Linked DNA regions of Homo sapiens: region 2 is linked to region 1. The links are chromatin loops, found by intact Hi-C in ENCODE. Cell type or tissue: dorsolateral prefrontal cortex. All regions are shown on one strand. Links, peaks and the distances in the headings refer to the core of each region. The heading gives the core; the rest is flanking DNA. Region 1 has its middle 82 kb from the start of SLC1A3. Region 2 has its middle 12 kb from the start of SLC1A3.

Region 1 (7,776 bases), core at 2,302-4,801:
GGGGAGGAGTGGGAGAAGCAGTCAATTCTCACCTATTGTCCATGCTTTTCTAAGTATATGTCCGGATTCTCTCAACCCTCAGACTCCACACTAAGACTTGATATTTTCCAGTGGGGTTGACTGAAGCAGTGACCCAATCTGCAAGCAGATGTTGAGTACAGGCTCTTCCTCTCACCTTCTAGTTCTGCCCTGTCCAATACAGTAGACACTGGACTCATGTAGCTATTTGAATTTACATTCAAATTAGTTAAGTAAAATAAAATGAAAATTTCAGTTCCCCAGTCTTACTACCATATTTCAGGTACTCAGAAATCATGCCCTGTACATGTTTCTTGCAGGTACTGGGGTCTTTGGAAACCCTTGCAGTCTAGTGAGAAATGTTCTGGCTTTGCAGTCAGTTGAACCTGGGGCCACTGGACAATAAAAATACCCAGATAGTTGTTGTTGTTGTGGTGGTGTTGGTGGTGGTGGTGAGGTGATGGTGGTGGTTAGTGCTGGTAGTGATGGTGGTGGTGGAGGTGGTGATGGTGGTGATGATAGTGATGGTGGTGGTGGCAGTAGTGGTAGTGGTGGAAGAGGTGGTAGTGGAGGTGGTGGTGGTAGTGATGGAGATGGTGGTGGTTGTGGTGATGGTGGTGATGGTGATACTGATAATGTGATGGTAGTTGTGATAGTGATGGTGGTGGTGATGATAGTGACGGTGGTGGTAGTGGTGGTAGTGATGGTGATGATGCTGGCAATGGTGATGGTGGTGGTGATGATAGTGGTGGTTGTGATAGTGATGGTGGTGGTGGTGAGGATGATTGAAAGCACTGAAGACCAGGTTCTGCCCTTGGGATTGATAAATGTTGGGTTTCTCACTGTGCAGTCTTTAGATTCTGTGCATTAGAGTCCCAGGTGTGTTTCAGCCCTACTGAGCCAGAATCTCTGGGAGGGAATCTCTTCTTTCCACAAGCTCTTTGGGAAATTATTAAGTGCCCCAAAGTTTGGAAGAATTGTGATAGATTAAAGCTGTGGTAGCATATTAAACATTCACACATAAGAAGCAAGAAACTCTAACTCTCCAGGAGGCTTACAATGAACTCTGAATATTCCCGGGTGTTCCTATCACAGTCCTCTTCAGTAAGCGCTAGTCCTTGGCTGTTTGGCTCCAGGAAGCACAGACTCCAGGTGGGAGGGCCTCCGGCCACTACAACGCAGCAGGATTCCTAGAAGCCAGGCACACAGCGTGTCTCCTCTGAGAGAGGCACAGAGCCTCACAAGGCTTATTGGGGGGAAAGACCAAGTTCCTATTACAGCCACTATCCAGTGTCTACACTAACACATGCCAAGCTCAGCTCCAGGCCATGTCCCAGGCCAGCTGACTTGGCTTTCTCCCCTCAGCATTGCAATTTACCATTTCCCGGAACCAAAAAGCCTTAAGTCTCTCCATGCCCTCTGTAGACGTACCAAGACGGGGCCTTTTCCCTACCTGGGCTAGTGTTCAATAGATGAGGCTGAGATTTTAAAGCCCTGCAGCAGTGAGTCTGTGAGAATCCTCTTGCTTTATTTGCCTTTTTGTTAGGCTTTCTTTAGAAATTCGTTGGTGTGTAACTCCCGGTAGGCATGACTACAACTGGGTGTATGCTCCCTCTCCCTTAGGAGTTCAGGAGGAGATTGGAATGTGGTTCTGAGTAGATGGGGAATCTCATTAATCAATGTGGGTAGGGCTGGTGGAAAAAAAAAGTTTTAGTATATGGCAAGCTTGAAAGGCCCACAGAATTTTCTTAAATTCTCTTCAAAGCATGCAGTTGAGTACTCTTGTTTAGCAGGAACTTTGCTGTAACATGACTTTCCTTGGCTCAGAGTATGGGGTTACAGAAGACCTCACTGGGACCCAGCCAAGGAAGTTAGATTAGCAGAAGTACCAGAAGTACTGGATGAGAACATAGTGTCATTGAGAATGTGGTCCTGGAAAAAAAGATCTCAAGGGCAACCATACTGCAGGATTTCAAACCACAGCAGGCCAGGGAAGTTCCTGATGAGAGAAGAAGCTGATCCTCACGGGACCAGGTGACTGTAATGCAGGCTGAACATTCCAGAACCCAAGCAAGGCTCATGCAGGCAGAACTGTTGCTGGGCCCATTGCCAAGTCCGGCCACTCTGACACTGCCCAGGAAAGCCATGGAATCCTTCTTTCCTATAAGGACATAGTCAATTATGCATTTATGAAGCACCTAGCATATGCAGAAAAGCATGCATGGGCTGGGCGCAGTGGCTCACATCTGTAATCCCAGTACTTTGGGAGACCGAGGCGGGTGGATTACCTGAGGTAGGAGCTCGAGACCAGCCTGGCCAACATGGTGAAGCCCCATCTCAACTAAAAAAAACACAAAAAAATTTGTTGGGCATGGTGGCACATGCCTGTAATCCCAGCTGCTCAGGAGGCTGAGGTGGAAGAATCACTTGAACCTGGGAGGCGGAGGTTGCAGTGAGCCGAGATCATGACACTGCACTCCAGCCTGGGTGACAAGAGTGAAACTCCGTCTCAAATAAAAAAAAAAGAAAAAGAAAAGCATGCATGGTTCTTCAGCATAGAATTGGAAAGAAATGAAACAATAGTGCCTCTGCCATGAAAGATGTTTATGTTCAATTAGAGGTCAAAAGTGTGGCTATGAGGAAAATAATAAGTAATCATAAAATTATTAGTGTGGTACAAGCACAGTAAATGTATTTTAAAGAAAGGGACTCATAAAGGCAAAGAGTGTATTTTAATTGTGATTATACTTCAAAAGAGAATGGTTAAGATGAACAATCCAAAAATTAATTATTGGCTAACTTGTAGGCTGGTAGCTGGCAGAGATGCGTGTATGCATGTGCGTGCATGTGTATATGTACATGTGCATGTGTGTGTGCATGTGTGTGCACGTGTACTTGCGTGTGTGAGCACATATGTGTGTGCGCATGTGTATGTGTGCATTGTATGTGTGTGTGTGCATGTGTATGTGTGTTGGCACCACTGTGCAAGCACCCCAGAAGCATGAAAGCTGAGCCACATCCATCCCTCCCTCTCTCCTTATGGTTTGTTTCCTTGTCATGGATTTTTTCCTCTCTCACTCTCCCTTCCTACCCTTCATCTTCATGTTTCCCTTGCCTGTGCCCTTGATCAGCTGGTGGAAGAGATTAGAGAATGTGTTTTCCCTCCTACTGATTCTTTCATTGCTCTGCACCCTCCTGCTCCTTCCACCCTCGTACCTAGCCAGACCTCAGCTGCACATATTGCTCCAAGTGTTTGGGATTATTTCCCAGTGTGTGGTAAGGAGGAGAATCCCAGTGCCAGCAATTCCATGCCGTCTCTGGATCCTAATAAGTTGGCAGCCAAAGAAATGCAGGCCAACGCAATGAAACCTTCCAGGGAGCCAGCCATTCTTGGATGACTCTGTGGCTCCGACTCACACTTCACCCCCTACTTTTGTTTTCTTCTTCCCTACAACAGCAAACAAATTATACACGAATTCAAAGCACAGGCCTGGTGAAGGGTGTTGCGGCTTCTGTTGCTCTTTCTTCTCTGAACCTATTGCTGCTCCCCAGGACCTCCCTGGCTGGGATGGATGTGGTTGTTCTCATGTGAATAAGAGTACAAGGCAGAGGCTGAAGTGATCCAGTCCTAATCATGTTAGGATTCAAGGCTCTACTTGTCCCTCGGTGTAGGTCACTTAGGCATTAGCACAGGGCCTTGCTTAGAGTCCCCGTTCAATAAATACAGCATGTGTCTGTCAACTGCTTCATGCAGGCTCCAAAAATGAGCCATGGGAAAAAGAAGTCACCTCTCCTAAAGCTTGCCAACTTCCTGGAGCATCTGAGAAGTTGCAAGATGGCAGTGGTGATTATGTTTTTGTCGTTATGGTCTGGGTGGGTAGGTCCATGTGGCTGCGCTTATTGGTGCTAATGACATCAAGGATCGGTTCCCAAAAGGCCAGCAGGCTTTGTGTAAAAGAAAATGTGCTGTGTGGCCCTGAATTCCCCTGCCCTCAGTCATGGACTATGGAGAGTGGCCTTGCTCTAGCCTCGACAGAGCGTAGGCTGGTTTAGGTCATGTTCATCTGGGAGACAGGGAGGTGGGAGACTTCCAAGGAAACATCTCACTGAGGGCTACTGGCAGCAGCAGGAAATAAATAAAAGAAAGCACATTCACGTCATAACTGTTTCCTCCTCTTCTCTGTCCAAATCCTAGCTGGCTTTTCACCCATAGACGAGGCCCATGTCAATGCCACCCCTGTCTCTTGGGCAAATGTTCCTTTATTGATTTTCTGGCATACGTCTACTTGCTTTACTGGGACCAGGGACAAAGAGCTGCCCCCACACATACCCACACACAGGCTGTGAGATGTTGGGTAGGTTACTTAACTTCTTTCAGAGCCAGGTTTCTCATTCATCAAGTGACAGAATAAAAAATCCACATCACAATCCTCCATTGGGACAATTAAGTCAGATAAAGCAGGCAAAAGTGCCTAAGTCATTTGTAAATTGACATGAAAATGCCATCATTTTTTCTCAAGCAGATTTCTGCTCCAGAAGAGAAAAGAATTGCTTTTCTACAACTACAGAGACTCCCAATTGAATCCACAGCCCATCTATCTATATTTACTCTTAGAGTTAATTTTTCATGGTCACCAACTAAAGAATTTTAAAAAAATTAAGGCAGGTGACTTCTAGTAAAGTTTGCAGATTAAACACGACCATCCACTTTCTTCCCCTCCTAAAACACCACTAAAAATGCCTTTCAAATGCTTTCTACTTGGTAATCAAAACTATCCTCACCAAAAGAGAATGGAAGGAAGTCTACCAGAGACTGAGAAGGGTAGTGGGGAGGTAGGGGAAAGGTGGCAATGGTTAAGGGATACAAAACAAACAGAATGAATGAATAAGACCTAGTATTCCACAGCACAACAGGGTGACTGTAGTCAATAATAATTTAATTGAACATTTTAAAATAACTAAAAGAGTATAATTGGATTGTTTGTAACACAAAGGATAAATGCTTGAGGGGATGGATACCCCATTTCCAGCATGTGACTGTTATGCAATGCATGCCTGTATCAAAACATCTCATGTACCCAATAAATATATATACGTACCCACAAAAATTAAAAATTTAAAAAAATTTTTAAAAAAACTATCCTCTACAATTCATGGGAATCAAGCCAGCTTGAAAAAGGGACAAGTTGTGCTTGTAGGCTGGATGTGTGCATATTAATTATAATTATCTGGATATGCACTGAAAGCATCAAGGGTGGGAAAAGCATATATACTTTTTTTTAACTCCTCAGGTAATTTCAAGGGTTGGCCTGGTAGAGAAACCCTGGGCCAGCCCCTCAATATCCCCACATTCCTTAACCTGGGGCAGAGTTTCTCCAACTTTCTTGGTAAGATTCACCTGGGATACCTGCTAAAGATACAAATTCCCAAATCCATCCGTTTCTCTGAATCAAGTCTTAGGGGAAGAGGCCTAGAAAGTAGGTGAATGATATCATCTGGGAGTTGGGAAACACCGCCCACAGTTCCTCAAATGTTACCTGAAAACCTTGCTTTTCCTCAGTTACCTGAAAACCTTGTTTTTAAGAAGTAAAGATTGCCAGGCAGATCCACCCTAACTCAAAGAATTTTGAGAACCCTGGAGTGAGACTTGGAATTTTCACTTCTACCTAGCACTCAAAGAATTTTAATTTGAGAACCCTGGAGTGAGACCTGGAATTTTCACTTCGACCTAGCACCCTCGGTTGACCCCCAAGTCTGCTACTCCATAAGAAATGCTGCTCCAAACCTCTGGAATGGCACCAGAGAATGGAGGATGATTCCTAAGTACTGCCAGCTCACACCTCCTATGCCTGAACCAGACACTTGCTTGAACTTCCTTGTGGCTATTAAAAAGGGTTGACTAATTATACAAAGGGACAGCCCTGAGCCATTTCAAGCCTGGGGAGTGAAAGCTGTAAAGTAAGGTAGGTGGCCTGAGGTGCTGAGACAAGCCTGGGCAGGCAAGCCAGTGTCCAGAGAAGTTGCATTCCTAGGGCTGCTTTCCGGGGCTCCACCCCCTTTAAGCTGTGAAACAACTCATATGCGCCGCTGCCCCCAAGGAAGTGCTCCTTCACCCTGGTGCTGTAGACGTGTACAAGGGTCTGGCCACTAGTGACAGACCTGGCGAATCTCCCTTTGGCATCCATTCTCGGGGCTCCTGCCGCCATCTTGGATCCCATCCCCACGGGGTCTGCAGACTCATCACTAAGGACAGAACCTCTCTGGGCACATGATGTAGTCTCCTCTCGAGTATATTTCTGTCTCCAAGCAAGGAGCCATTAATTATGGAAAATGTGAGGAAGGGGGGCATTTTCTTCCTTCCCTAAAGTTCCTGTCAGCATGCAAACAAGAATTTCTGTCCTCTCCAATGTACTGAAGCAAAAGCTGCTACTTCCCAGCCACCTCTCATTGGTTTCTCCCTAAGTGATAACAGGGGGTCAGTCTAGCAGTGTAGGAAGGTTGTTCTTGCTGGGTCTCTGCCCTCAGCTGCAGGAATTTATCCAAGGGACAGCTTGTGCCCCCCTGTTACTGTGTACTCTGGAGATCCTGTGGCTTGTCCCTTTGGCAATATGAATGTTAAGGTATGGATTCAGAAATACAGTAAAGAAAAGCTTGCTTCAAAGTATAAGAGGACCTGGGGATTCACTATTTGTCTTTAAAAGATGAAGGGGTAAACTTATTTCTACCCTTCCATCACCCATCTGTTTTAATCTCTCTTTTGAAACCACTATCATATAAGAGTGCGGGACGAACACAGAGCATGAGTCCCTGAGCATGGGGTGCTGACGGGCAGACTGACTGGCTAACCAACTACAGAGACTCCCAATTGAATCCACAGCCCATCTATCTATGTTTACTCTTAGAGTTAATTTTTCATGGTCACCAACTAAAGAATTTTAAAAAAATTAAGGCAGGTGACTTCTAGTAAAGTTTGTAGAGTAAACACGACCATCCACTTTCTTCCCCTCCTAAAACACCACTAAAAATGCTAATAAAGAGATTTTTTTTTCTTAAGCCACAAATCTAAAAGGCTGATAGTCCATGAGAGGGGGCATGAAGAGCAAAATTTTGAAGGCAGAAAATGCACAAATGCAATCTGTCAACCAGAAAGCTAAGAAGCAATTTGATTTGCAACAAGAGATCCTCCAAAGCTTAAAAATTAGCAGCCACTAGTAGGGGCTGAAAGGAGTAGCTGAAATAAATAGGAGTGGCTGAAAGTCTATATTTTAGAGTCGAACCCTCTAAGCCCCTCCCAGGGCAGTCATGTTATGCAATCTGTGGCTTTTCTCCTAACAAATCTCAGAGACTTCTGTGATTCTAATTTAGTTATTTATTTATTTATTTATTTATTTATTGACAGAGTCTCACTCTCGCCAGGCTGGAGTGCAGTGGCACGATCTCGGCTCACTGCAACCTCCAACTCCCGGGTTCAAGTGATTCTCCTGCCTCAGCCTCCCGAGTCTCTGGGATTACAGGTGCACACCACTGCGCCCAGCTAATTTTTTGTATTTTTAGTAGAGACGGGGTTTCACCATGTTGGCCAGGATGGCCTCGGTCTCCTGACCTCATGATCCACCAGCCTCGGCCTCCCAAAGTGCTGGGATTACAGGTATGAGCCACTGCCCCTGGCCTTGTGATACTTTAAACTATGTGCATTTACTGCCTTTAAAAAAATTTGTTTATATAAGGAGAAAGGGAAGGTGAGAAGAAGGGATTCTC
Region 2 (7,776 bases), core at 3,020-5,519, 71 kb after region 1:
TTGGGGCTGTGGGAGAGGTTATTATAAAGTACCGGCATCCTACTGTGAGGGCTGAATGTGTTCCCTCCTTCAGGGCTCTTATCTGGAGTGCTTCGACAGAAAGGGAATAGAACAGAACGTCTGAACTGTTCTAGGGTTGTCTTCAGCCCTCCTCTGGGAAAACTTTTAGCAAGAAACACAAATCAAGGGGAAGCTAAAGAATGATTTTTAAAAAGGGTCTTCAAACAGTAACAGCCAGGCTTTGTTTTTTTCAATTAAGGGGACAAAAAGAAGAAATCACAGCCAATTCTCTTTCCAATTAAGTCTCATGGACCTCCCAAAATAAAACACAGATGCTGTGACGAACACTAACACGCTCTTCAGTGAAGTGCGCTTGAACTCAGTGACACTTAGAGAATGATTTTTGAAACTAAAAATTTAAAACAAAAACAAAACAGAGAGAGAGAGAGAGAGACCATAAAAGCTTATTATAATCATGGCTTGCACTAACTCTATGGGAGGTTATGCAGTAAAGCTGAATTCTTTTTCATCAGTACATTCAAAATAAATTCATTCTTCTCTTTCACTTCCAATACAGATATACATTTAAGATGATTCTTCCTCCTATGTGTACCTACCATACTGATATTAACATATCAGTTTAAAACTAAGCATTATTTCATGTTAGAACATATGTTTGGTAAGAATGCCCATGCCCTAGAATTTCATGAAGTCATGTGTCCCAGGAAGAAGTTACATGGGTAGGAGGGCTAAGATGATCCTACTACCTAGAGGACATTTAGATTAGGAAGAGCTAGACAAACATTGAAGAGACTTGCTTGACCCACTGCTGTTCAGTTTTAATGAGGCCAAATCTCATGGAACAGGGGCAGAATGGGCGGAGAGTGGGTCATCAGCCCTGGCTAATTCTAGTTTCAATTCAGCAAATCAGAATCACGGTTCGCGGCAGCAATCCCATGGATGCCATCGAGTGTAACCGCCCAACGGTTTCACCTTGCCCGCTGCCTAGACAGAGCCGATTCATCCAGACAGGGGAATTGCAAGAGAAAGAGTAATTCGCGCAGAGTCGGCTGTACAGGAGACTGGAGTTGTATTATTACTCAAATCAGTCCACCTGAGCATTCGAGGATCAGAGTTTTTAAGGATAATTTGGTGGGTCGGGGAAAGCCAGTTAGCCAGGAGTGCTGATTGGTCACGGATGAAATCGTAGGGAGTCGAAGCTGGTCATTTCCTGGGTGGGGGCCACTAGATGAGATGAGCTAGTTTATCGATCTGGGTGGTGCCAGCTGATCCATCAAGTGCAGAGTCTGCAAAATTTTTGAATTTTGAACCATGTGAATATGTTAACTATTCAAAAGATAAATAAAATGGAAATTATTTAAAAATATGAATTATTCACTCTCCTGATGGTAGTAATGGTTTCACAGGTATATAGCTATGTCAAAACTTATCAAATTGTACACTTTAAATATGTATAATATTATATCACAGTAAAGCTACTAAAAATATGATATATGACAAATTTATTCACTATCCAATAAATACTATTAGGATATTTGGCTGCCATTTTAGAAAGTGAAATAGAAAAGTTAGATGCTTACATTACAGCAGACACAAAAACATATTCCAATTGGATTAAAGTGCTACATGAAAAACAAAACAAGCTGGGCACAGTGGCAGGCACATGTAGTCTCAGTTATTCAGGAGGCTGAGATGGGAGAATCATTTGAGCCCAGGAGTTCCAGGCCAGCCTGAGCAAAAGAGCAAGACCCCATTTCTAAACAAAATAAACAAATAAAATAAAAAGGAAAACAAAACAAAGCAAAAGCCCTATAAAAATTTTGAAAGAAAATATTGGAGAGTTACAATGTACGTTTATTACTTTTGAGTGGGGAAGGCCTTTCCAAGAAATACACAAAGCCTAGAAGCCATGGAGAAAAAGTAATAATAGCAGACTTCACCACCCAAAATGTAAAGCCTCTGACAAGAAAGACACCATGAATGAAGTTAATGTCATTGAACAAGGCATCAAGATATCCAGTAGAGGCCGGGCACGGTGGCTCATGCCTGTAATCCCAGCACTTCGGGAGGATGAGGTGGGTGGATTGCTTGAGACCAGGAGTTCAAGACCAGCCTGGGCAACATGATGAAACCCTGTTTAAAAAAAAAAAAAAAAAAAATATATATATATATATATATATATATATACATATATATAAACTCCAGTAGAATATATATCCAGTAGAATATATATCCAGTGGAATATATCTTTAGAGATAGCACGGTCCTCCACTATTCTGCACCACAGGCCCCTATCACAGTCTACTGAAGCACCTTCTCAGATGACATCTGGAGATATCTGAAACAATTGTAAGGTGATATGAAAATATCTGTGATTTCTATGGGTGACAAAGTCCGAGTACTGCTAAAACTCATGTAATTTTCTGCCTACATCCATTAGTTGAAGGAATTGCTGAATTTCAACTAAAGGTTAATGAAAATAACCTAAATATTTTTCCCATTCAAGTTCACAGACCCCTGGAGCCTATCCACAGAACCTTTGTAGGGTGTCTCCAACCCCATGGGCAGTGTTCCAGGGAAAGATCTTGGCATAACCTCAAAAGACAAAGAAATGCAAAGGGTAAAATGTGAAAGTCCAATCAAGCAGTATAGCCCCCCTGGGGTTGCTTAAATTACGTGCCCTCAAGCCTTCAAATTCATAACAGAGAGAAAGAAAAGAACACCTTCCTTCATATGGCAGCATGGAGGTGAGAAGCAGTGCCGTGTGTGCCCAGCTTCATATGTCACACCCAGCCAAAATCTCTAGGCAATGGGCAACATGACTAGCTGAAAACAGAATTCCAAAAAATTCCCCTAGGAAAGCATCTGAAAATTGTTTGGATGACATAATTATTTTCTTAGCAGGTATGTATCTATAATCCTAGGGAGATTTAGAATTAAATGCAGAGGTGAAATAAATAAAAGACATAGTATTCTTTGCTTATGCCGAATTAGGGGAGACTCTGAGACTATTTGATGTTTTCAGTTCTTGTAATTTTAAGATAATTTGGCATGTTAGATAGGACTTCTGCTTTTTCCTCCCTTATCTCATTATCTTCCTTCCAATTCCTCGATATATTCTCCACCTCTAGACATTGGAGAGCCCAGGGCCTTTATCTGTTCTCTAGCTACACTCACACCCCATAGGAACACTATCTATAGCGGATAAAACCAAATCTAGTCTCAAACCAGACCTCTCCCATGAATTCATTCTCTCATATCTAACAGTCTATTCAACATCTCCCCTCGATTGTCTCAAATTTTGACTTCCTGCCCTGACCACACCCCACAAGTCTGTTCTCAGACTTCCCCAAATCAGTAAATTACAACTACATTCCTACAGCTACTCAGGCCAAAAACCTTGGTTTTAGAGTCATTAAATCTTACATAAAAATTTGGCTAACAAAATGAGGCAGAATAATAGAATAGAAATTGGATTAGGTATAATACCAGCTTTTGTAATCGTGTTTGTTGTACTAGCATGTATAATGTTAAATAAAACAACTTCGGCCATTTAATTTTTAGTTATTCCACCCCATTTTGGTTTTGAATCTTCTCCTCCATCTTCATTCATTGTCACGCTCCCTTGGCATGATTACACAGAGTTTTAAATTCTGTGTGTGCCACAGGTCCCAAATATAGAGCTCCAGCTTCACCTCTCTCGAGAATGCTGTTGCCACCTAGAGATTTCCACTGGAGATCTACGAGCATTCAGAGCTCTTCATTCCCCTGCACCTAACTTGAACCTTCAGTCCTCCACCTCATTTTAGTCTATTTACCTCGTTGCTCAAGCCTAAAACTTCAGCTTTATCTTTCACAGCTCTCTTTTCTTATTTTGTCCAATTTTTCATCAAATCCTGACAATTCTTCTTCCAAACCATATCCCTAAGTTGTAGCACTTCTCCCCACATTTATGGTTAGTCACCTTAATCCAAGCCACCAACAACTCTCACTGGGCCTTTTCCAATGGCCTCCCAGGTAGTCTCTCACCCTGCTAACCATTTTCCACAAAGCAGCCAGTTAGCCTTTTAAAAAAAAAAAGCCATTTCATTCTTCTTCATGATGTCCTACAGTGGCTTCCTATTTCACTCCGAGTGAGATCCAAAGTCGTTTCCTAAAGCAGTATGCATTTATTTGTTTGGGGTCTGTCTCCCTCCACTAGAATGTAAGTTCCATGAGGGTCAAGACATCTTCTCCTTTGTTCACTGCTTTAACCACAGCACCTTAAACAGTGCCAGGCAGAGTGGGGATCAAGAAATACTTGTAGCACAAAAAGAGAATAAACTGCTGAATGTGGAGTGAAGGCTGGGAGTATAAAGCAGTGGAGGAAGGAGGGCAACACTAACATTTTAGTCTATATTTTGTACACTTTTGCAAAGAGATGTTTTGAAGACCTCAGTCTTCAAAAATCTAAAAGGAAAAGAAAATTTATTTAAACTTGTTAACAAGTCCAAGCTCTATATAATGACTGAAAGGGCAATAGAATAAGATAGCAAAATCTGTGGGTCCAATGTGGGTAGAGCTGAGGAATCTGGAAATGTTAAATCAACTTTAAGAGGAAGAGGCCGGGCGCGGTGGCTCACACCTGTAATCCCAGCACTTTGGGAGGCCGAGGCGGGCAGATCACCGGATGTTGGGTGTTTGAAGACCAGCCTGACCAACATGGTGAAACCCTTCCCTACTAAAAATACAAAATTAGCCGGGTGTGGTGGTGTGCGCCTGTAATCCCAGCTACTTGGGAGACTGAGGCAGGAGAATCTCTTGAACCCAGGAGACAGAGGTTGCAGTGAGCCGAGATCATGCCATTGCACTCCAGCCTGGGCAACAAGAGTGAAACTTGGTCTCAAAAAAAAAGAGGAAGACCAGGGCTCCGTGTGGCGGCTCTTGCCTGTAAGCTCAGCACTTCGGGAGGCCAAGGTGGGAGAATCACTTGAGTCCAGGAGTTCGAGACCAGCCTGGGCAACAAGCAAGACCCCCATCTCTACAAAAATAAACAAATAAAAAATTAAAAAATAAGAGGAAGAACAGATAGAAGCCATGCTCTAGTCTGTATCGACTTTGTAATGAGGTTCAAATCCCAGTTTTGGCCGGACACTGTATCCCTGAAGAACATCTGTGCCCTTGCCCACTCCTATTTGTTCTTTTCCATTTTCTCATCCTCACAACATCGATTTCAACTCATACAGCCCAATGGGCATTTTAAAATGTCCAGGCAGCTCCTTTTGAGTTAAGATACACCTGAAGGAAGGGTTTTCTTCCATAAAGCCCCAACATCTCCAAATAAAGATTGCAATCTCATCAAAAAGACCCAAGAGAATACTTCAAAATGGACAACCAGCAACCAATGAATTCTGCCTAGCTAGAAGCTCCAGACTTTGAGGACTCGTGGATTTGTGATGATTTTTTTCTGTCTGTGATGAGGAATTGGGAAGACCAGACATTCATGGTGGGTAAAGGAAATGCCAGAGAGGAAGCTCCAGGATTACCAGTAAGTGCCTCTTGAAAAGGGCCAGTTTTGGAAAGGTAGGATTTGCTAGTGCCTGGCTATGGTAATGGGTTTGCAGGAAATGACTGATGCAAAGCAGGGTTAACCTGAAGTAAATTTACCCCTCAGCAGGCCTCCTTTCCTTAACTCCGCCCCCACATATTTTAATCAAGAGGCAAACCCCCAGGCTGGGATTAGACAGGGACTACATTTTAATCACTAAACTTCTTCATAACAATAGGCCTCACTTAATGGTCCTAACTTCCTGGAAGATTTTGAAAGCAGAACTAGGGGGAAAAAAATCTCTGAATCCTTTGGGATTTAATGGAGTAAAGGTGCAAGTCCAAGTAGCTCTCTAGAAAGGGGAGACTCCAGCTACCCTGTGCAGGGCTTGAGGGGTGAGTTCCATCTTAAATATTACATTTGAAAAACAGCAAACATCTAAAAAGAGTTTCCCTAATAAAATTATTCACTCTCTTCTACATCTGGTGAAAGGTGCTTCTTCTAGTCTTGTCTCTCTGCCTTGTGAATGTTAGCAATTGTGACGATTTGGTGAATCTATTGCCCTTTAAGACAGGTCTTCCTCTAATGGAAGAGAAGAAAAACCAGGGTTTTAATCAGAGCACGGATGGGGGCCTGTTTCTGCTGATAGATATCTTGGAATACGGAAGAATGTTGCCGCCTGGGGGTTGCTCCCGTGGTATCTGTGTCACATTTGGATGTTTGGGTTTTTTGGTTTGTTTGGTTGGTTGTTTTGTTTTGTTTTGCTTTGCTTTGTTTTTGGCTCATGGAGATTGGGTAATTCTTGGAAGGTCTTCAGGCTGATTTTGCTGTGGTTGGTGTTACTGCTCGTTCTGCCAGGTACTAGAAAAAAGACTAGCATTCTCCAAAGTGCATTAATATAAACCTATTTTTGATTTTGAAAGTCACACCGAAAACTTCTTCTTCCTTTCTTTTTTTTTTTTTTTTTTTTTTTTTTTTTTTGAGACGGAGTCTTGCTCTGTCGCCCAGGCTAGAGTGCAGTGGTGCGATCTCGGCTCACTGCAAGCTCCGCCTCCCGGGTTCACGCCATTCTCCTGCCTCAGCCTCCCCAGCAGCTGGGACAGGGGCACGCCGCCACGCCCGGCTAGTTTTTGTATTTTTAGTAGAGACGGGGTTTCACCATATTAGCCAGGACGGTCTCGATCTCCTGACCTCGTGATCTGCCAGCCTCGGCCTCCCAAAGTGCTGGGATTACAGGCGTGAGCCACCGCGCCCGGCCCAAAAACTTCTCTTCAACCCAAGAAATGCTGTCACTGCCTTGTCAAGAAAGCAAGGGATACATCTTGTTTCAGCTTTGTTCCCACTCCTCAACTTGTCCTGACTTGGAACTCTCTCCTCAGTCTTTTTTCTGACCTCTTGCCGTGGGTAAACAGCAATCTGGGCCCCCTTGCTGGTCCCCTCACAGGACTTGTCTTGCTCCCGCCATTTCTTCCGCCTGGCACGCCTCTCCCTAGCTACTCCTAACTGCAGAAAAACCTTCCTCATCTTTAGAGTTCTTTCTGAAATGCTGCCTCTTCCATGAAACCCTCCCTTTTCCCCCACAACTGGAATGAATTCATGTCTGTCCTGTCCGCTGAGGGATTTTATGTTTTCATCTCTCTCATGAGGTCTTCCTCTGACACGTATTTCATTGCTCATGTTTTCCCTACCATAATGTAAGATCCTCGAGGACTGCCACGATTTTGCCCCACCTTCTGTATCCCACCTTCCCTCCAGTGCCTTCAAACATAGTGGGAATCTGTAGAATTCTGAGAGTAGTATTTTCATCCGGACTGTTAGTCCCAGCAGAGCAGAATTGTGTAGCGCTTAAGTTCCCAGGCTTTAAGTGCAAGCGGACTAGGGTAGAATCTTGGTCCAACCACTTAACCAGCTCCTGACCTTGGCAGTTGCTAATTCTCTGAGAATCTCAATTCCTTCATTGGGAAAGTGGGAATAATAAAACTTAGTAACAGTGGGATTGTTGTGACAAGTAAATGAGGCAAATATAAAACACTTGGCATGGTGCCTGACACATAAGTCTTTTCAAAAAGACTTAATAAGTGGTGGCTCTTTTATTATTATTACTATTACCATTAGCCATAAACTTCTGTGCAGAAACCAAAATATTCTTACCACATGTTAATCTATTTAAATAAATTAAGAGTGATTGCTCTGGAGAGAGGAATTCATGAGCCCTACCAATTCTATCT

Evidence for each region. Hi-C counts contacts between places; a loop is a spot of excess contacts. Peaks named below come from ENCODE experiments on the same cell type or tissue, not always from the same donor. Only the 100,000 strongest peaks of a DNase experiment are listed, where the experiment ranks them.
Region 2: it touches region 1 in a loop (1.8-fold over the local background); 8 of 110 quality-filtered maps call a loop at or near these places.

What each region holds. Positions count from the first base shown.
Region 1 is chr5:36,520,749-36,528,524 of GRCh38, forward strand. No RefSeq gene overlaps it. Among named protein-coding and RNA genes, the nearest start is that of SLC1A3, 82 kb to the right of the region's middle. In dorsolateral prefrontal cortex, for the core only: no CTCF peak of the experiment used is centred there; a DNase peak (open chromatin) is centred at 3,374; H3K27ac peaks cover 332 bases.
Region 2 is chr5:36,590,736-36,598,511 of GRCh38, forward strand. It overlaps a transcript of SLC1A3 not described here. Among named protein-coding and RNA genes, the nearest start is that of SLC1A3, 12 kb to the right of the region's middle. RefSeq lists an enhancer at 1-414. In dorsolateral prefrontal cortex, for the core only: no CTCF peak of the experiment used is centred there; no DNase peak of the experiment used is centred there.